Regions from separate parts of the Homo sapiens genome. Here region 2 is linked to region 1. Evidence: chromatin loops called from intact Hi-C (ENCODE). Cell type or tissue: gastrocnemius medialis. All regions are shown on one strand. Links, peaks and the distances in the headings refer to the core of each region. The heading gives the core; the rest is flanking DNA. Region 1 overlaps ZCCHC14 (zinc finger CCHC-type containing 14). Region 2 overlaps ZCCHC14-DT (ZCCHC14 divergent transcript).

Region 1 (11,099 bases), core at 934-8,933:
TAGTAATCTGTTGCTGGGATGTTTATGTTGTTTGTTTTTCTTTTTGCTCAAGCTGAGATAAATCTCCTTACACACAAACCTTTGACTACATCGCTGATTGACTGTATCCTAACAGCAGACTCCTCCCAGTGGGATTAGTGGGTGAAAAGCTACAGATGGGAAAAAAGCTCATCACATCCTGCCTCCTTGCTGTCCAGACAGTGGCCCCAGGTTACACTCAGCTGAGGACGAGGCCACCCCCTGCAGCTTTATGAGCATTTGACTCCTGAGAACATTTTAACTGTAGTCCAAGTAATTAAATAATTATTCAAGCTGTCATGTGCTTGTTTTCATTATTTATTTATTTATTTATTTATTTGAGTTGGGGTGTCGTGCTGTCTCCCAGGTTGGAGTGCGGTGATGCAATCATAGCTCATTGCAGCCTCAACTTCCCAGGTTCAAGCGATCCCCCCACCTCAGCCTCCTGAGCAGCTAGGTACAGGCACACACCACCACACTCGGGTAATTTCTAAATTGTGGTAGAGATGTAGTCTCACTATGTTGCCCAGGCTGGTCTTGAACTCCTGACCTCAGGAGTTCCACCTGTCTAAGCCTCCCAAAGTGCTGGGATTACAGGTGTGAACCACTGCTCCTGGCCCCAGGCTGGTTTTGAACTACTGGGCTCAAGCGATCCTCCTGCCTCAGCCCCCCAAAGTGCTGGGATTGCAGGCGTGAGCCACTGTGCCTGGCAAGTGCACTGGTTTTAGAACAGACGATCACATGTCGTGGTAAAGTCTCTACTTGAGAAGATAGGCCCTGGCCCCCAGTGCAGGGAACACGGAGCTGGGGTGGCTGTGGGTGGCTCTGTCCTCATCCCCAGTGCTTCTGGGGGTGTGCTGCCCACAGGGGTGCAGCAGATGCTGTAGACACAGGGAGCCCTGCCTTCCGGGAGGCCCAGTTGCCGGTGCCCCTCCTGGATCCTCCCAGAGCTCCGAGTCTCTGTGACAGCACTGAAGCAATTTAATTGTCCTCCAGCCACACCGCAAGCACCACAATAATAACAGCAACTAACATTTTGAATGCTAACATTTTTCCAGTTCACAGTACTAGAAATGCATTTTACTGAATTCTCACAAAAGCCTTAGGTAGGTGCCATTATTTCCATCCCATAGTGGACGAAACAGGGGCTGCCCTGTGTGGACCCAGCACTGGCCGCCGAGACGGCTCCTGACCGCTGTGCTCCGCTCGCCTCCTTGGATTTAATGTGCACAAATCACAGACCTCTGTAGTTACAGGACCTAAAGTCTGCACTTGATTCTGCTCCCTACTGGCCAGATGACCTTGGGGAAGGCATTTAGGAACTGACATTCAGTTTTTCTTGTTTTTAACATGGAGATAATTTGATCTGTGTACGTCACGTACTGCAGGGATCAGATGGATGATCTCATATGGCTGCATAATGGATACTTGGGAAGAACTGTACAAAAGGTGGTTATAGCCGGGTGCATTGTCTCATGCCTGTGGTCCCAGCTACTCGGGAGGCTGAGGCAGGAGGATGACTTGAGCCTGGCAATTTGAGACCAGCCTGGGCAACATAGACCATGTCTCCAAAAAAACAGACAAAAATGCTAGTACTTTTTGTTCTTTTATTCTCCATGGTCTCTCACAATGTGTCTTGACATCGTAGGCATTCCATTGGCACCTGGCTTTTTAAACTGACCGTATTCTTTTTAAAGATGTCTAGACCTGGCTTTCTCAGCCTGCGTCGTTTGCCAGCTCCCAGGTATTCCACATGCAGACGCAGTACTCAATATTAGGGAAAATAAACTGTATCAGGGAGGGCCTCTCAGCCTTGGCACTCCTGAGGCCTGCGGGCAGGTACTTCCTTGCTCTGGAGCTGTCCTGGGCTCTGCAGGATGTTTAACAGCATCGCTGGTCTCCGTTGGCTGCATGCCACGAGAATCCCCACCCCAGTTCACAGAAAATGTTTTCAGCTGTGGCCAGATGTCCCCTGGGGACAAAATTTCCCCCAGTTGAGAACCACTAGGTTAGGGAATAATAAGACTTTATAAGTTAAGTTAGGAAAAACATCTAACAGTGTGCTAAAAAACGGGGGAAGGGGTTTGAACCTGAGGCAGTAGATGATAAGGAACTGTTTGTAGGTTAAGCCTGGCATGGTGGCATGCGCCTCCTGTAGTCCCAGCTTCTCTGGAGGCTGAAGTGGAGGACCACTTTTTTTTTTTTTGACTATGTAATTAAGGGTATCATTTATTGTAATATAAGAACATATTCTAAAACAGCTGAATGAACATGCACAACACAATGTGATGACACATACTCTCCTGAATTTATGTAATTTTTCCTTAAGATATCTCTTAATGAGCAATATTATTTTTAAAATGTTAAATAAAATCCTTACCATTGGCCAGTGGGATACTGAATACCACTATTTAAGGAAGAAACCTGAAATGGTTACGTACAGATGTCACCATCTGTACGTCTACCCTTCCTACTTTCAAAAGGCCACTTAAACTTCTTCATATAAAAAAACACATGAATCTTTAGAGAACACATACAAATAAATGAAGATTTACATCTAATAATCTATCTTAAATGTACCATTCTTAAGAGACAGAATCTTACCTTGAAATAGCCATTAGAAAAAACCGTTGGGCCAGGCGCGGTGGCTCACGCTTGTAATCCCAGTACTTTGGGAGCCAGGCGCAGTGGCTCATGTCTGTAATCCCAGCACTTTGGGGGCCAAGTGCAGTGGCTCACGCCTGTAATCCCAGCACTTTGGGAGGCTGAGGCGGGCGGACCACGACGTCAGGATATTGAAACTATCCTGGCTAACACGGTGAAACCCCGTCTCTACTAAAAATACAAAAAATTAGCCGGGCGTGGTGGTGCGCGCCTGTAGTCCCAGCTACTTGAGAAGCTGAGGCAGGAGAATGGTGTGAACCCGGGAGGCGGAGCTTGCAGTGAGCCAAGATCGCACCACTGCACTCCAGCCTGGGCGACAGAGCGAGACTCCATCTCAAAAGAAAAAGAAACCGTTCGACCAGGGAAATTCAGAGTCCCCAAGGAAGTCAAGTTGTCATCTCCAGATCCTTGACACCTATTCCAATTTTCAGAACCAACGGGAATTGGTGGGATGACATTAAAAATAGGCTTCTGATCCTACTGTTGAGAAAGGGATGCTGTATTCATGTCATAGTGGTACATCTGTCCTCCAGAGGTACTCACACCGTGAACAGAAATGGCAGACATTTTATTACCAATCATATTTGCTCCAGGAGAGCTTGCCTGACAGTAAACTGTGCCCAGTTTCTCTTGCTTAATTACCCCAGGGGTGCAGAGTTGGATGAAATCTTTTTCTGTTTTCGCTTGGGGCAGTGTTACATTATTGAGGCTTGATAAAAACCAGATCTCCATTATCCTTAATTTTGGGTTTAGTGTCCGGTAAAACGAGAGGCTTGCAGTCCTCATTCGAGTTTCCTTTTAAAAGGAAGAATAGTCTTCTCCCGCCAGAGGAGAAAGCAGACAGTTTTCATCTATCAACAGGTCTGATCTGGTGGAGGACCACTTTTGAGGCCAGGAGTTAGAGGTCAGATGGGGCAACATAGCGGGACCCTGTCTCTTTAGTAAAAAAAAAAAAAAAAACAATTTTTTTTTTTCATGAAAAACACGTGACCTCCAAAGTGACTGTGAGGCTTTTCCAGGGCTTGTTTTTATGTGGCATGCTGATGTGAATACTGTTCAGGTCCGTATTTGTAAAGAAACAAGGTGAGGAGGGCAGTGGCAGGCTGCCCCTCTGGTGGGCACGGTTAGATGTGACTGTCCCAGTAGGGGCTCCTAGCCATGGAGAGTGGAAGCCATCACAACTTCACTTTCTCCAGCCTCTAACTGGGAATTGAGCATTCCCTGCCTTTATGGAAGCAGGCAGGAATCCACAGTCATACGAACAGTACCTGTGACTTGGTCACAGATGCAGTCACAGATACTTTGATTGCACAGTCGTAGAAAGCGTCTTCAAGTCTCCTTCATGCTCAGCGCTCCTGTGAAGTGAGCTGAGACCCACAGACTCTGTTCGAGGAGCCCATTTGTCTTCTAATACTTAGATGACGGTTTTCAATATAATTGGCTTTGTTTGCAGTCCTGTGTATTTTATGCATTTAAAATATGTTTCTTAGAAGGGCTCAGTAGGTGTCATCGAACTGCCAGAGAGGTCGCTGGCACAAAGAAAAGGTTAAAACCCTGCTCTAAAAGCTCACTGCCGTTTTTCTGAGCAGTTTTCAAATGCCCACCAGTGGGGTGCAGCGAGTCTTCTGCAGACCGAGGCTGCCGTCAGTGTTGGGGGGCTGTGCTTCCATCTGACTGCGTCAGCACGTCCCACTTGGATGTCTTTGGAAGAGCTTTCAGGAAATAGATTTTTAGAAATTAATTCTCTTCTAAAAGTTATGGTCAGGTCCGTGAACATTAAAGTGGGTTGTAAGCACAGAGCTGTAAAGTAGCCTGTGTGGTGCTGGGTTTTTTTCTGTCAGGCGGCATGAACTAAGGACAAACCTTTTTTTAAAAAAAAGCGTAAATACCTGAGGCGGGGGGTAGTTAGCGGGGGTCACAACCTGCAGCCAGCGTCAGCTCTTCTGCAGGCGTAGCTCCTCACCCTTGCCTGGAAGGGCCTTTGATTCCCTCTGGTCTAATTGCGCAGTGCGGGGATTCCCTTTTCCATCCCATCTAAAGGGACGTTGCGGAGACCGGGCTCGGTGGCTCACGCCTGTAATCCCAGCTAAGGCGGGAGGATGGCTTGAGCCCAGGAGTTTGAGATCAGCCTGGGTAACATGGTGAGACCCTGGCTCTGTTTATTTTTTTTTAATAAAAAAATAAGAGGAGGCTGTTGAGCCTTTGACTGTTTTGATCATGGTGAAGATTTACCTTGAAATATTCATGCAGCAGCATTATCATGTGGGAGCTGGTTAGAAATGCAAGATTCTCAGGCCCACCCCGGACCTCATGAATCAAACCTGCGTTTCAGCCAGATCCGGAGGCATTTTGCACATTAAAGTTTGGAAGCAGAGGCCTCCTCTCTTTAAACTGTAACAGTAAGAAGGGTGATTGCATAAGAGCCAGAGGCGGGCTGCCCAAGTCCAGGTGCCCCTAGATGTGTGGCCACTGTGGAACCTCAGTCAGCTTTCCTGGAAGAGCCCCAGGGGCGGGTGTGCCCCGTGACTACCAGTAGCTTGCTTCAGAGTCATATTTCATTCCTGGGTTAGCGCTTTGTAGATGTGGTGGAACAATCTGATTGTCTGTTACATAATGTAGATTGCAGAAGTTTTTGTTTGAAATAGAAGTGCTTTCCGTTTGATTCTGAATTTCATTAAAATTTGGTGATATCATGATGTATTTTACAGATCCTTATTAACGGCCTGCTTCATGCCAGGCCCAGTTCGAAGTGCAAAGGAACAGCAGTGAACAAAGCAAACCAGAAACACAGCTGCCTTGCTGAGCATCGAGAAGTCTTGCTAAGAAGGACGTTTGAGTATAGATGGGAAGGCACAGGGGCGCTTCCAGGCAGAGGGGACAGCCAGGGCGAAGGCCCCAGGCAGATGTGACTGCTGTGCCCAGGGCAGCAGTGCATGGAGTGAAGAGCTGGGGGAGGACTGGATGCCAGGTTGCAGGGGCCAGGCAGAGGGTTTTTGTGGGTTGTGGGAAGAGGCTGGCTGTGGAGAGGAAGAGAGCAGCTTATCGTTGCCTTCCTAGCAGTAGCAGAAGGCAGCCTTTGGAGCCGGTCAGTCTTCCCTCTCGTGCACATCAGGCCAGATGACGAGTCCTGCGGGTGAGCCTGAGTCAGAGAGCACTTGAGTGGAACATAGGTCACGTGGAGCAAACTAACTTCACCAAAAATAACCCCAAAACAGCATTTCTGGGAAACACAAGTGAAGACAGCTTTCAATGTAAACAAAGGAACAAAGTTACGATAAAGGCTTGGTTGGAAAAAGTGAACATGTGGAAAACTAAGAAGAAATTCCTTGGGAAAATATACGGAGGAAAACAGGTCTTTCTTTTCCAGCAGTTGCCATTCTAAAGAGTTTTCCTTCCTGTCTTGATGTCAGATGCAGTGTGTGTTTTGCTAGGGTGGCTCACGGGCTTTCCCCTTCCAGTTGTGGTTGTGGCAGACGGACCTACAGCCTTTAGCTCTTCCTGTCTGCGTGGGGAAAAGACTTCCTGTTTTCTCTGGGTCTCCTCTTTGTCCTTGCCGGGATTGGACCGGATGATGGGTGCAGTATAAAACCTGGACTTGGGGTCGTGGTTGGTTCTTAGCCTAGCTGCAAATTAGAATCACCAGAGAAGCTTCAGGCACAAAACAAAAGAAGCCCCGTTTCCAGAAACTCTGATTTTGGTGGGGAGTGTGGGATGTGGTTTTCTCAGGGCCTTGGTGTTCCAGTGTGCTGTCGAGGCCGAGAAGCACTAATCAGTACTGCTCTCCTTCTCTCCAAGGCTGTGTTTTCCCCTGCTCAGCCCTCCTCTCCCCTTCCTCCCCTAGCAGGCTGAGAGTTGGGAGGCTGGCTTTCCTTTGTGTCTCTTTGGAGTGTTTTAGGGTGGGCAGGCGGTGTGTGTGTGCGAGAACGCACTGATCACACGTGTTTCTTTTTGGGGCAGGAAGGTTTGCCACTACCAGCAAAGTTGGAACTGCTGATGCTGGTTGTCAAGGCAGCTCACTCTCAGCTGTGCGTGCTGGTGTGCACCTGTGGTCCCAGTTACTCAGGAGGCTCAGGTGGAAGGATCACTTGAGCCCAGGAGGTCGAGGCTGCGGTGAGTTATGATTGTGCCACTGCATTCCAGCCTGAGTGACAGAAGAGACTCTGTTTGTTTTTTTTTCTCCTGAGACGGAGTCTTGCTCTGTCACCCGGGATGGAGTGCAATATGGTGTAATCTCAGCTCACTGCAACCTCCACCTCCCGCGTTGAAGCGATCCCCCTGCCTCAGCCTCCCGAGTAGCTGGGATTACAGGTGCCCGCCACCACACCTGGCAAGTTTTTGTATTTTTAGTAGAGACGAGGTTTCATTCACCATGTTGGCCAGGCTGGTCTCGAACTCCTGACCTCAGGTGATCTGTCCGCCTCGGCCTCCCAGAGTGCTGGGATTACAGACGTGAGCCACCGTGCCCAGCTGAGACTCCGTCTCTTAAAAAAGAGAAAAGGCAGCTCACTTTCTCTTCTTAGAACCAGGACTTAGAATATGTACCAAAGTAGCTAAGAGAATGTGGAGGTTCATGCATCAGGCCAAATCGAATGGGCTCTGCTGTGGTTATATTTCTTTTGTTTTCTTGAGACAGGGTCTCGCTATCGCCCAGGCTGGAGTGCACTGATATGATCATACCTCACTGCAGCTTCAAACTCCTGGGCTCAAGCGATGCTCCCACCTTAGCCTCCCAAGTAGTTGGGACTGCAGGCACAGGCCACGACACCCAGCTAATTTTTGTGTTTTTGTAGAGATGGGGGTCTCAATATGTTGCCTAGGCTGACCTTGAACTCGTGGCCTCAAGTGATCCTCCTGCTTTGGCCTCCCAAAGTGCTGGAGTTACAGGTGTGAATCACTGCACCTAGCTGTGTTTCTTTTTTCTTTTTTTCTTTTTCTTTGAGACAGAGTTTCACTCTCGTTGCCCAGGCTGGAGTGCAATGGCGCAATCTCGGCTCCCTACAACCTCCAACTCCGGGGTTCAAGCGATTCTCCTGCTTCAGCCTCCCCAGTAGCTGAGATTAGAGGCGTGCGCCACCATGCCTGGCTAATTTCGTATTTTTAGTAGAGACGGGTTTCACCATGTTGGTCAGGCTGGTCTCAAACTCCTGACCTCAGGTGATCTGCCTGCCTCGGCCTCCCAAAGTGCTGGGATTACTGGCGTGAGCCACTAAGCCTGGCCTCGGCCGTGTTTGTTTTTTTTCTTTTTTCTTTTTTCTTTTTTTTTTTTTTGTGAGATAGAGTCTCTGTCGCCCAGGCTGGAGTGCTGGGGCGCGATCTCGGCTCACTGCAAGCTCCACCTTCCGGGTTCACACCATTCTCCTGCCTCAGCCTCCCGAGTAGCTGGGACTACAAGCACCCGCCACCATGCCTGGCTAATTTTTTGTATTTTTAGTAGAGACGGGGTTTCACCGTGTTAGCCAGGATGGTCTTGATCTCCCGACCTTGTGATCCACCTGCCTCGGCCTCCCAAAGTGCTGGGATTACAGGCGTGAGCCACTGCACCCGGCCTTGGCTGTGTTTCTTGTACAGTTAATGTGTTAACCTCCTGAGTTGTCTTGCAAAGTAATATGTACTGTTTGGAACTAAAAATCTCCTTGTGTAAGATTTGTATCGTACTTGTATCGGTTCTATTATCTTGTTTAGTGGGAAAGGAGTTCATTTCTGGGTTCTCTAACCATAGAATAATGAAAGAGACTTTGTTAAATCGGAAGGAAATCACCCAATTTAAATTACAAATATAAGAAATTCAAAAAATTTTATTTTCTTGATAACATGTTATTAAGTTATCCAAAGAATTGACTTTCTGGAGGAGTTGCTGCATGGCTAGGACTTTTTTTTTTTTTTTTACTTTTTTAGAAATTTAAATAGAGACAGGGTCTCGCTGTTACCCAGGCCAGTAACAAACTCATAGTTTCAAGCAGTCCTCCTGCCTCAGCCTCCCAAAGTGCTGGGATTATAGCCATGAGCTGCTGCGCCCGGCCTTATTTTCTCGAGTTACATAAACTTCCCAATTATGTAGCCCTGTGACAAGTTGCTTTTCTTGGAAGGCATCTGTTGAGCCGCGTGGGATCTGTTAGTCCCTCTCCCTGCATGAACAGCCCAGGAGGGCTTCTTGCTGGGGGGCAGGGGCATTGACAGAGCTGGGATCAGAGGATCTCGCTATGGACTTGGGTGTGGCCCCTGTGGCTTGCTGTCTGTGGAATACAGCAGGTGCTGGTCCTGCCGGAGTGGCAGCAGTCTCCACCCTTTCCTCCCAACTCCAGCTTCCGCCTCCACTTTCATCCTGTCTGAGGTCGAGGCCACGCCTACCTGGCCAGCCCTCTGCAGAGCGAGTGCTGGGATCTGTGCTTGTGAGTGAACTTAGGGGATGTTTTGGTCAACTGCCACCTACCGTCCAGGTATGAGATGAAAGAACAAGTGGAGGCTGGAGAGGTCAGGCCATTTTCCAGGCTGCTTGTGCCATGTACTTTCCCATACTGTGAATGCAGCATTGCTTATCAGCTCTTTTGATGAACTTTAAAATCTTACGCCTCTCATATCCTCCGAAATTTTGAAATACATTGAGACTGTAAAGAAGTTACAGCATTGGCCATTTTTATTCTTCTAAATCCTATAAGTTATAAATGTGTTTTGGCTGTGAAATTTTAAAATACTGATGGGGAGGGAATGAAGGTTATTGCTACCCCCCTCCTCTCGCCCCTCTGGGCCCCTTCCGGCTTATTCCACATTCACACCATCACTGAACCCAGGAAGCAGGAGGGGTGGGACGAGCCTGGCTAGCCCGTGGCTTGTTTCTGCGCTTGTTGTGTGTTGGGAGCACTGGTGGTCAGGAGGGCCTCCCCCACCCACAGCTTGGGGGCGGCCGTCACCTGCAGGTACACTGTCTGTGCTTAGCAGGTCTCTGTCGATGGGGACTGAGGGTGTGCCCCGCTTTCCCTGTCACAGACACTCCTGCAGTGGGCACACCCCATCAGGTCATTTTCTCACGTGTGAGTACTTGGTATGGTGAATTCCTAGAAATGGAATTGGGATGTAATTTTAGGATATGCTTTTTCAAACTGTACCCCAAATAGACCGAGTTGTATTCTGTTCTTTGCTGTTGTTTTTAAAGCATTTTATGATTTAAGATTTATAGAAGGAGAATGTTAAGTCCTGCTGTGTAATTCGTTTTATAGGGAGCTATTTGATTTGAAGAAATATGAAAATAAAAGTTTGCCTCAAATAAAAATATATAATTCATGCCACCTTGGCTAACATAGTTCCTTTTTTTTTTCTTGGAGATAGAGCCTTACTCTGTTGCCCAGGCTGGAGTGTAGTGTCACCATCTTGGCTCACTGCAGCCCCTGCCTCCTGGGTTCAAGTGATCCTCCCACGTCAGCCTCCCGAGTAGCTGGGACTATAGGCACTTGCCATCACGCCTGGCTAATTTTTGTATTTTTAATAGAGATGGGGTTTCACCATGTTGGCCAGGCTGGTCTTGAACTCCTGGGCTCAAGAGATCCACCTGCGTCAGCCTCCTAAAGTGCTGGGATAACAGGCGTGAGCCACCGTGCCCGGCCTCTTTGGCTACCATAGTTTCTGTGCACCCGATGAACCCCAGCCACAAGACGTAAGCGCCCGTGTTTGACTCAAGTTATCTGAGCTCTTTTGCACTTTCAGTGGAGAGTAGTAGGTGAAATTTTCATCTTTCTTGGGGAAGGCTTATTATTATAATAATACATGTTTTGTAGAAAAATGGAAACCAAGGTAATTATGAAAGACTTAATTAACAAATAAAATTGTCCCCTATTAACTCCGTGGGAGAAAATAAGATGATTCTGTTTCTGTTCCCTCAGATCACTCCAAGAACTGAGGCCCCTGTCAGCAGTGTCAGTAATAGTTTGGAGAATGCCCTGCACACATCAGCACATTCCACGGAGGAGTCGCTGCCCAAGAGGCCCTTAGGAAAACACAGCAAAGGTGAGTGCACGCACGGGTTTCAGGAGGACGTCTGACGGACGGAGGATGGGCACACCCCAGATCCCCGTGAGGGCATTGTTAAATGCTTTCAGATCTTTCATAAATGCCAATCTTATGTGTATTTTTCTAAATTCTATAAGCAATACATGAATATGCTTTGGCTGTAAAAATCTCAATTATTGATGTTTTTTAAGGAGAAGTCCAGACGTGGTTTCTCACACCTGTAATCCCAGCACTTTGGGAGACTGAGGTGGGCGGATCACCTGAGGTTGGGAGTTTGAGACCAGCCTGACCAACATGAAGAAACCCCATCTCTACTAAAAATACAAAATTAGCTGGGCGTGGTGGCGGGCATCTGTAATCCCAGCTACTCGGGAGGCTGAGGCAGGAGAATCGCTTGAACCCAGGAGGCGGAGGTC
Region 2 (11,099 bases), core at 1,780-9,779, 54 kb before region 1:
TAAATACAACAACAGTGTTGTGAAAAGAAGAGAAGAGGACACAGAGACACACAGAGGGGAAGGTGCATGAAGATGGAGGAAGAGTTGGGAGTGATGTGTCTATGAAACAAGGAAAGCCCAGGAATGCCCAAAGCCCACAGAAGCTGGGAGAGGCTACGAAGGTCCTGGCCACAGAGCCTTAGGAGAGAGCATGGTCCTGCTAACGCCACACTTGTGTCCTGCAGCACTGTGGGAGAATAAGTGTTTATTCTTTTAAGTGACTTAGCAGATGGACATTTGCTATGCAGCCACAGAAAACCAATACTGGGATCACAGGAAAAGTAATCTTAACACTAACCCTAATCCTAACCCTAACCCTAACCCTAATCGTAACCCTAAAGACTAACCTTAACTCTAACCCTAACTCATGACCTTAACAATTAACCCTAACCTTAACCCTAACACTAAACCCAAATGCTAACCCAAAAAGCTAAAGCTAACCCTAAACCATAACCTATCCCTTAACCTAAACACTAATCCAACCCTAACCCAGAAACCTAACCATAACCCAAAGCCATAACCCATAATCCTAATCATAACCCTAACCCCATCTCAGACCCTAACACGAACCCTAACCCTAGCCTGAAACAGTAAACCTACCCCTAAAACCTAACTCTAACCCTAACCCTAAACACTAACCCTAACCCAAAACTCTAACCCTGCCACTAAACCATAAACCTAAGCCAAAACCTAAACCCTAACCCTAACACTAACCCTAAATCTAACTCCTAAACCTAAACCCTAACCCGAACCCTAAAACCTAACCTTAACAATAAACCTAAACCCTAACACTAACCCTAAGCCTAACCCTAACCCTAACTCTAAACCCTAACCCTAACCCTAAGCCCGAACCCTAACCTAACCCTAACCTACAGGTGGGAGAGCGATCTCCACCTGCCCCACTCTCCTTCCATCTAGGCAGCAACTGCAGAGTTGATGTTTAGAACCTGAGGGTGTGTAGGGTGGAGGAAGAACCTGCCAGGCTCTTTGCCTCACCTACAGGTGGGTGGTTTAAGAAACTGACCCCGCCCTGGGTATTCCTTTAGCTCCAGGTAAATGAGCCACTTCCTACATGCTGGGGGCACTTGGTGATAGGAATAATGGCTGACATTTACTGAGTTCTTACCATAGTCCTGGAACTATTCAAATGAATATATATGAATTTAAACACTCTATATTCTATTATATTAATAATTTTATTAATAGAGTATGTATATTCTATTAATGATGTTATCATCAAAATAGCAATTGTATTTTATGAAATCCTAGTCACCGTTCGTTGTAAGATACACCGTTATGTTACTATGGTTTTAAGAATTAAAAAAAAAAACCTGTCAACTAAACACATCATTACTTGTAAACACAACCTAATTTTAGAGACGTTAAAATTCATATCTTAGAATCAATAAAATACGAAGCCAGGTACAGTGGCTCGTACCTGTAATCCAATGCTATGGGAGGTTGGGGTGGGAGGATCGCTTAAGCCCAGGAGTTCAAGGCCAGCCTGGGCACCAGAGCAAGACCCCTTCTCAACAAAAAGATTAAAAATTAGCCAGACATGGTAGCATGCCTGTAGCCCCAGTTACTCAAGAGGCTGAGGCAGAAGGATCACTTGAACCCAGGAGTTTGAGGCTGCAATGAGCTCCGATCACACCACTACACTCCAGCCTAGGCACAGAACCTATCTCTAAAAAATAAAATAAAAATAAAGAATCAATGAAATGTGGTATTATCATCACCCCTATTTTATGGATAAGGAAATTGAGGCTTAGGTCACACAGATTTCAAGGGTAGGGCCAAGATGAAACTCCCTGGCCGTGTGACTCTAGGACCCAGGCTCCTTTTTTTTTTTTTTTTGAGACAGAGTCTTGCTCTGTCGCCCAGGCTGGAGTCCAGTGGTTCCATCTCGGCTCACTGCAAGCTCCACCTCCCGGGTTCATGTCATTCTCCTGCCTCAGCCTCCCGAGTAGCTGGGACTACAGACGCCCGCCACCATGCCTGGCTAATTGTTTGTACTTTTAGTAGAGACGGGGTTTCACCGTGTTAACCAGGATGGTCTCGATCTCCTGACCTTGTGATCCACCTGCCTCAGCCTCCCAAAGTGCTGAGATTACAGGCTTGAGCCACCATGCCCGGCCTCTAGGGCCCAGGCTGTGAACCACTGTCCCACAGGGGCTATCATTAGGGCACTGCCAGCTCTTCAGCTTCGAGTGTCTTAGGCTGAGTCCACCAGTTTTCATCCAATATCCATCCTCTCATTCTTCCTTTAGCATTAGAGCCCTTGAGTTTCCATGGGGCACAGGATCAAGCGCTAAAAGCTGCATTGCCAGCCTCTCTTGCAGCTAGACGTGGCTGGTAGAGAAAGAAGAATATAGGAGAGCCAGGGTGACACCATTTAAAAACTCAGCTCCGGCGGAGTGCAGTGGCTCACACCTGTAATCCCAGCACTTTGGGAGGCCGCAGCAGGTGGATCACCTGAGGGCAGGAGTTCAAGGTCAGCCTGACCAACATAGTGAAACCCCGTCTCTACTAAAAATACAAAAAAAAAAAAAATTGGCTGGGCGTAGTGGCAGGTGCCTGTAATCCCAGCTACTCGGAAAGCTGAGGCAGGAGAATCACTTGAACCCGGGAGGCAGAGGTTGCAGTGAGGTGAGATCACGCCATTGCACTCCAGTCTGGGCAACAAGAGCGAAACTCTGTCTCAAAAACAAAAACAAAAACAAACAAACAAACAAACAAAAACCTCAGCTCTATCTTAAAATTAGCAAGACACATTCCTGGCTGGTCACACTCCGTGGTGATAAGATGTTTACAGTTGAGGAAACGGCCTGATGATACCTCTGACAACGGAATGTCCAGATGTCCCAACACCCATAACAGTGTATGCTCTCAGGATCATGACAGTCGTGCTGGGATGTATTTACGCGCTAAGTGCCAAGGACAGTTTTCTTTAAATCAGCAAAGTAAGAAACGTTGTCACGCTGTGAGCCCATCCGCATGGAGTAGACACAGCTTAGCTTTTCCATAGATAAGGCCTCTTCATAAGAGGAAGTTAAAATGATGATGAGGTACTCCTCCTCTTGCTTTCTGAGGGTATAACTTTCTTGCTGGGCTGTAACTTTCTGGGCTTTCTGGGCTGTCACTGAGTAGTGTTCAATAAGCCATTTCTTCTCACTGCACTCTGAGACTCACTTTGAATTATTTCCTGTGAAAGATCCGAGAACCCTCTCTTGGGTTCTGGATCAACACGGCCACGTGACACAGTTCTGGCCAGTGAGATCTAAGTGGAAGACACGAATAAAGCTCTGGGCCTTGCTCTCATTTCCTCTTGCCTCCTTGCCTGGCTGGAATATGGACGTGCTGGCCGGAGCTGAGGCAGCCCCATCTCAGATCTTAAGATGGAAACCACATGTTAGGCTTGGCAGACCAGCCAGATAGACACCAAAGGGCGTCCAAAGTTGCTAGGCTCAATCTGGGGCTGTTTCATGAGAAAGAAACAAGCTTCTATCTTGTTTAAGCCACTGTCATTTTGGCCTTTTTTCTAGCAGCCAGAACGTGTCCTGATGAACACACTCAGTGCTGCCCTACAGGCGCGGTCCTGGCCCTCCAAGAGCTGCAGGCTCATTAAATGAGAATGAATAGAAAACACCTAATGCGGGGCTGGGCACAGCACGGGCCCTGGGTAAATGTTAGTTCCTCACAAAACATGGCTGACTCTGGCATGAGTTGCTCGGCTAGCTTGTCATTCTCCTGCTTTCTTCAAATCCTATCCATGTATGGTAGGAAAAGCAGTATTACTCTTGTTTTTCTTTTTCTTTCTTTCTTTTTTCTTTTATTTTATTTATCTTATTTTTTGAAACAGAGTCTCACTCTGTTGCCCAAGCTGGAGTGCAGTGGCATGATCTTGGCTCACTGCAACCTCTGCCTCTTGGGTTCAAGCGATTCTCCTGCCTCAGCCTCCCAAGCAGCTGGTTTTACAGGTATACATCACCACACCCAGCTAAGTTTTTGTATTTTCAGTAGAAACGGGGTTTCACCATGTTGCCCAGGCTGGTCTCCAACTTCTGGCCGCAAGTGATCTGCCCACTTTGGCCTCCCAGAGTCCTGGGATTATGGACATGAGCCACTGCACCTGGCCATGTTTATTCGTAGAGAGGGTCTTGCTTTGTTGACCAGGCTTGAGTTTTAGTGGTGCAATCAAGGCTCGTTGCAGCCTTGACCTCCTGGCCTCAAGTGATCCTCCTGCCTCAGCCTCCTGAGTAGCTGGGACTACAGGCACTTGCCACCACACTCGGCTAATTTTCGTATTCTTATTTTTCTAATTTCCCCTTCTAAAACCTCCATCACCTTCCCCTTAACAAATCAAACGTTTTCCTGAAAGGCAGGGCAGTAACAGTCAGCTCCGGCCTTTATACGACAATGGACTTTGGCTGCCATCTCTCCCTGTCCATCTGATAGTGGCTTCCACCTCTCCTCAATGGCCACCCCCAGCCAACTCCCTGTGGTCCTGACAAGGTCAGTGCTCCTTGTCCCCACCCTTCATCAAGCCAGAGGATGCTCATGGTCCAGCCTAGTTCCCCATCCCTCTGGCTACAGTCACTGATTTAGGGATGTGATCTGCATGCAGGCTGGATTGATCTGAATCTTTACTAAGAATTGGCCAATCGTGTTGGAGGGATGAAGGTCTATTTCCTCAATTCTGACCTACGGGGATCACGAAAGCTATAGCAGGGCACATCGCAAATTACCCCAAAACTTAGTGGCGTAAAACAAGTATTGATTGAGCTTATGGACTCTGGGGGTCAGGACAAGGCACAGTATGGTGCTGGCTTCCAAGGGCTATGTGTCCCCAAAGAGAGGGATGCCGGCAAAACTGGATTGCCTTTCAGGACCCAGCCTCAGAAGTCATAGAATGTCGCTTCCAACATTTTCCATTGGTTGAGATGGTTACAAACGACACGTGGATGGGACATATGTTGGTGTGGCCAAATTTAGAATACACAACCTGCCACAGAGCCTGGAGCTACTATCATCCTTGCTCAAGTGGATGAAGATATCTAGAAAGTGACATCACCACACGGAGGAAAGCAGAGCCGAGAGAAGGGGAGATATCATTTGAGTCCCTGGATCCAGTTGCGCCTGAAGCTAGACTCACCTGCAGGGGCTTTTTTCCAGTTAAGTGAGCTATTGATAGTATTTTTGCTCAGCCGGGCACGGTGGGTCACACCTGTAATCCCAGCACTTTGGGAGGCCGAGGTGGGTGGATCACCTGAGGTCAGGAGTTCAAGACCAGCCTGGTTAATGTGGTGAAACCCTGTCTCTACTACAAATACAAAAAATTAGCCAGGCGTGGTGGTGGGCACCTGTAATCCCGGCTGCTTGGGAGGCTGAGGCAGGAGAATTGCTTGAACCTGGGAGGCAGAGGTTGCAGTGAGCTGAGATTGCGCCATTGCACTCCAGCCTGGGCAACAAGAGTGAAACTCCATCTCAAAAAAATATATATATACATATATTTATATATATTTTATAATATATAATATATATTATTTTTCCTGTAAGTGATTCAGGTCGAATTTCTGTCATTGGCAGCCAAAAGAGTCCTGAGCTCACTAAGGGGCTCAACTGAGCCAGGACAGGATACTCTGGGACTTCTAGCAGCACAGAGCACTAGCTGGTGCTTGGAAATGATGTTTCCTCTGCTCTTGGCTAGCTGGAATCCCCAGGCCAGCATCCCCAAGATGAAATGTGCCCCTCCCTTTAGAAGGCAAGAATTGATGACAGTGAGTTTTTTGTTTGGTTTGGTTTGAAGTAGCCCAAATGTCCCCTTCCTGCCACGAGGGCAATGCAGCTTCTATCTTACAGCATCTGGGAGGAGCCATTTTTATGGCCTGGATCACTGAGACAGGAAGAGGGAGAGCAAACCGGGGGTTGGCACATTCCTCCCAGCTGGGTCCGGGGAATGTGGCTATTAGGAGAAGGACAGCCACCACAGCAGGCCCCTGTGATGAACCACACCTCCACTTTTGCACACCTGATTCCTGGCTGTCAAACCCTGCAAAGAAGGTCTTATCCCCATTTTACAAAGGAGGAAACTGAGGCAGAGAGAAGGGATGCAACTCGCCCAAGATCTATAGCTGGGAAGTTGTGACACCAGGCATTGGATTTCTGACTGCAGAGCGTGAATTCTCTCATGCCACGTTCACGGAGATAGGAGGGACACGGGGGAAGGGCGTTCAGGGCGAGGTGGACGGAGGCTTGGCATTGTGCAGCGATGGGGCAGCTGGCGTGTCTGCTGTGGCCGCAGCAAAGAGAGGAGGGCCTGGGTGTGGAGTGGACACTGACCAGGCGGCCTTGCTCCGCTCAGATAAATGAGGTTTGGCATCCTGCCGGGCCATTCTTTGGTGGCCTCTGTGTAAGCTGAGGCCTGGCTGTCCTGAGCCTGGCTTCTGGCTGCTGGTGAGTGGCTGTGGACCGTCTCCCGCTTGCCAGCATCGCCTTTGGTGCTTGGCTGGGTAGACAGAAATGAGTCACACTCCCCAGTCCTGCCCAAGCTCTCCCTGCCTCTGACCGGGGCACAGGCTGCCCGGTGTAATCCAAAATAAGCAATGTGTGGCCCCAGGGGTTGGGATGGGCAGGGAGGAAGCCCCATTAGGCATTCCTGTGAGGACAGCGTCCCTGAGCTGGGAGGACCCCGGCAGCTTTAGGCTGGTCAGAGGACGGCATCCGTCAGAGGTCTGAGTTCGGAGATTGTCCGTGCCTCCAATTAGCCACGTCGCCCTGAGCAAGTCCCCTCTGTAGCATGGAGCAAATTGATCCCGGAAGAACCTCCCAGCCAGAGGCTGCTTGTTAGTCCCCATCTTTCAGGCCCCCAACGCTGTTTCACTCCGGCCTTCCTGTGGGCTGGCTCTCATCTTACCTCTCCACTCTGTAGCTAGCTCAGGTCCTACCGGTAAACCCTTGCCTCCAGCCCCAACATGGTTAGCAAGAGCCAGGTTCTCTTGCTTGCAACCCCAAAACCCTAGCTGGAGAAGCAACTGAGGCATGTTCCGTGTCACTCCACCCGTCCCACTGCCCATGTAACCGCCAGCATCCCGAAGGGGCCCAGCGTGCTCAGCCTTGCATTGCACACAGCGTGTTCTGCCTAGTCCCATGGCGGCTCAGAGCCCACCCCAGGCCGGAGCCAGGCTGAAGGAATCCATGCTGGCGGCACGGATCCAGCACGGGAAGTGTCGCGAGAAACGCTCTGCAGAGCCTGAGCGGGGAGCTTTCCAGAAGTGGGGTGCGGCCACATGTGTCAGAGCTGCTGGGGAGTGCCAGGCAGGATGTGATTAATGTCGGCCGTGGGTGTGACAGCCAGCCAGCCCTCAGCCTCATTGTCAGAGTGGCTCGAACGCAGCCCCCTTTCCTCTCCCCACCCCTGCTCGCAGCACCCACCCCTGCTATGTGTGGCATCCCCTCTCCTCCCTCCAAGTGTACTGATCCACGGTGCCAGTCACTTAAAAATAGCATCCTACCCGAAACGTAGGCATGAGACGGAACTCCAGAAAAGGAGACAGCACCCCTCTTGTGCCTTGGAGCACGCAGATTCTTGAGCAATCTGTCCCTGGCGCTGACAAGGAGGGCCTCTCGCCGGCGCCTTCTGTTCCACTGGGGAAGGGAAAGCCCGTGTTGTAAGTCCCCCCATCTAAAGCCGGCATCTCAGCTCCACAGGGCTGGTGTGCTGGGCCACAGGGCTGCCCAACCAGGGTCACTCTCTCCCTGCCCAGGGGCTGGCCTGAGAACCATACCCTCGCCCTTCCTCACCCTCTCTGCTTCCCGCTGGGGGAGCCCTGGCATGAGATGTGAGAGAGGGCGGGGAGGGAGGCTGGGGTACTTATCCCCTATCTTTCTCCCTACAAGGCCAGCACAGGCTGGCCATGACCTTGACAGAAAATCTCAGGTCCCTCCACCTTCCACCCCGCCTCCATCCCTCAGGGCGCGTTGGCCCATCGAATTGCGTTCCCTGCAGACTCTATTGTGCGGCATGGTGGGTAATAGTGAAAAAAAAAACCGAAGGAGCCAAAATGTCCAAAAATAGAGGTCAATTGAGCTAATGACAACACTGGCACTGAGGAATCCTTTGTGGAAATTAAGAAGGATCTTTTAGGCTGCTGTGTTTCTTTGAATCTGAGAAGCCATCATTTGTTATTTGTATTACCAGTGTCATCATAACCCCCATTTTTGGGGGGAAAAAGAAGAAATAGCTGGCACATTTCTTTCGACATTGATTCTAAAACACATCCTTACTTCGAAACATTACAAAGTGAAAAAATATGCAATATGGTAAAATGTAATGATTTGGAGAATGTGTTCTCCATGTATTTTTAAGTTTTAAAAAAGTGGGTTAAGATACATTATGCCTGGTATTAAGAAAAAACTAACATGTCTATACATACATAAACTATCCTCATTCAACAATGACCAGATCCTATGAAATATACATGCATACACACCCACAGGAAAAAACCAGGAAGGACAGCTAACAAAAGGCCAGCGGCGCGGATTGCCGGGCCATGGGGCTACATGCACTTTTAGTTTTCTTCTTTGTATTTTTCTATTTCCGATTTTCTGATTTTATAAGTAGACAACTAAAATAATAATCGCTACCACTGATTATCTCCTTTCCACCTATCAGCACTTAACCTGTGCTGAACGCTTTGTAATGACGATCTCATTCATGTCTCCAACACCCATGGGAGTAGGAATGCTGGTTACCAGCTGTTCCACACACTGGGAAACGGAGGCTCAGGCAGCTATAAAGCAATGGAGCCGGAACCCAAACCCTGGTCATTCTGACTCCAGAACCGAGGCCCTTAACCATTATATTCTAGACACAAACTTCACCCTAAGGGTTTGCACCTTTTTGAGAATTTAACGCCATGTTGCAAGAGGGCACCCAAGGAAAATGTCACCCCTTTGCTGGCCAGGCAGGGACGCTGAGATGCTGACCACAGAGAGCCAGCCTCACAGCACAGCCTAAACAAAGGCCCAGGGCTGCAGGTGAGGACCTCCAAGTCTCTCTGGTCCTGAAAAAGCAACGTGTCTTGTGAGCCAATAAGGAACCCCTTGGATGCCAGCCGGGCTGACGTAGCTCAGGGCATCTCCGAGGCACTGTCAGCTGAGGCAGGACAAAGGAAGGGGATGTTCCCATGGCACCACGCTATGATGCCTTGACAAGGCCCCCTGCACCCTGTTTTGTGGTTCATTCTTATTTTGCTGAAAGGAGCTCTTCCGCTTCCTCCGAGATAAACATTCCTAACATCATTTCTTCTGAGCCGGCCAGCCAAGAGAACAGCTGGGAGCTCTCCGAGCACGGGGAGAGCGTGTTCATTTTCTGGAACTCAGCTGAGAATCTTTTCTCCAGGAGACCCCAATAAGCCATTGCAAATAAACAAAATGAAGTTGCTGGGGAAACTGGCGGCCAGGAAGCTAGAGCTGGTGTAGCCCTGGGGAGAAGAATGGAGTCAGCCCCCAACCCTGGGGTTGCTGGTGCTGGGTGCTGCAGTTGGCGGGCGCTGGGCTCCTCTGGATGCCAGGCTCTGCATGTCCAGAACTGCAATCCTGCATGTCCACGAGGCTGCCCCATTGCACAGATGAGGAAGTTGAGGCTCAGAGAAGTGAAGCGAGGGGTCCCACGGCTGGAATCCAGCCTGAGCGTGGCCTTACAGCTTTCCCACTCTTAAAACTCTCCCAGGTCACAGACTCCTTAAGAATCTGGTGAAAGTTACAGACCCTCTGCTTAAAAAAAAAAAAAAAAAAAAAAAAGTAATCCTGAAGTGCTGAGATTGTAGGTGTGAGCTGCCATGCCTGGCCCCAATGAAAAAACATTTAAAGCTTCATTAATTAAGACCTGCCTGTCACCTTCCACCACGACTGTGAGGCCTCCCTAGCCATGTGGAACTCTCCAGCTCCAAGCAAGGCCTAGTTTAAATGCCACCTTTTCTGTGAAGCCCTATTGGACTTTCTCAGGCTCATTTTCCCTTTGGACTTCTAGAGCATCTTGTAGACAATGGCAATTATCAAGGCCTGGATATATACATTATATAATTGTTATGTAATCATTAATGTGGCACAGAACAACAAATACGGATCTTGCAGACAGAAAAAAAATTGTGGTCATCCTCTTTATGAACTTTCTTGATTGATTTCATAAAACATCTATAATCATTGTTTAATCTGAGCTTTTTTTTTTTATTTTTTGAGACGGAGTTTTGCTCTCGTTGTGCAGGTTGGAGTGCAATGGCATGATCTCAGCTCACTGCAACCTCTGCCTCCCGGGTTCAAGCGATTCTCCTGCCTCAGTCTCCCGAGTAGCTGGCATTACAGGCGCACACTGCCACACCTGGCTAATTTTTGTATTTTTAGTAGAGATGCGGTTTCACCATGTTGGCCAGGCTGGTCCTGAACTCCTGACCTCAAGTGATCTGCCTGCCTTGGCCTCCCAAAGTGCTGGGATTACAGGCATGAGTCACCACGCCCGGCCTGGTCTGGGTTTTTGGATAGCTCATAGACATGAATTCTTCAGGGCAGGAGTCTCCAAAGTGTTTAGATCATAGATCCTAATGGGCAAAACCTTTCCCGCAGGTGCCCACCATATACGTGTATCTTAAAACTTAAGAATTATATATATGCATTGCTGCTCTCATATTTTATGTATAATCATAAAACTCCTAACAAAATGGACTTTTTTTTTGAGATGGAGTCTTGCTGTGTTGCCCAGGCTGGAGTACAGTGGTGTGATCTTGGCTCACTGCAACCTGCACCTCCCAGATTCAAGATTCTCCTGCCTTAGCCCCCTGAGTAGCTGGGATTACAGGTGCACACCACCATACCTGGCCAATTTTTGTATTTTTAGTAGAGACGGGGTTTAACCATGTTGGCCAGGCTGGTCTTGAACTCCTGACCTCAGGTGATCCACCCGCCTCGGCATCCCAAAGTGCTGGGATTACAGGCGTGAGCCACCACGCCCAGCCAAAATGGAAATTTCTAAATGCCAAGTAAAAGATTAAACAAACAATATT

What was found. Hi-C counts contacts between places; a loop is a spot of excess contacts. Peaks named below come from ENCODE experiments on the same cell type or tissue, not always from the same donor. Only the 100,000 strongest peaks of a DNase experiment are listed, where the experiment ranks them.
Region 2: it touches region 1 in a loop (4-fold over the local background); 3 of 110 quality-filtered maps call a loop at or near these places.

What each region holds. Positions count from the first base shown.
Region 1 is chr16:87,459,589-87,470,687 of GRCh38, reverse strand. ZCCHC14 (zinc finger CCHC-type containing 14) reads left to right here. Exons shown (of 13, transcript NM_015144.3): 2 at 10,557-10,680. It also overlaps the pseudogene NR3C1P1. Among named protein-coding and RNA genes, the nearest start is that of ZCCHC14, 28 kb to the left of the region's middle. RefSeq lists enhancers at 272-856, 857-1,442. In gastrocnemius medialis, for the core only: no CTCF peak of the experiment used is centred there; DNase peaks (open chromatin) are centred at 5,147, 5,787 and 6,184; H3K4me3 peaks cover 1,220 bases; H3K27ac peaks cover 4,621 bases.
Region 2 is chr16:87,514,233-87,525,331 of GRCh38, reverse strand. ZCCHC14-DT (ZCCHC14 divergent transcript) reads right to left here. Exons shown (of 4, transcript NR_110943.1): 4 at 9,702-9,816. Among named protein-coding and RNA genes, the nearest start is that of ZCCHC14-DT, 26 kb to the right of the region's middle. RefSeq lists an enhancer at 5,876-6,473. In gastrocnemius medialis, for the core only: no CTCF peak of the experiment used is centred there; DNase peaks (open chromatin) are centred at 6,471, 7,235 and 7,631; H3K4me3 peaks cover 345 bases; H3K27ac peaks cover 1,901 bases.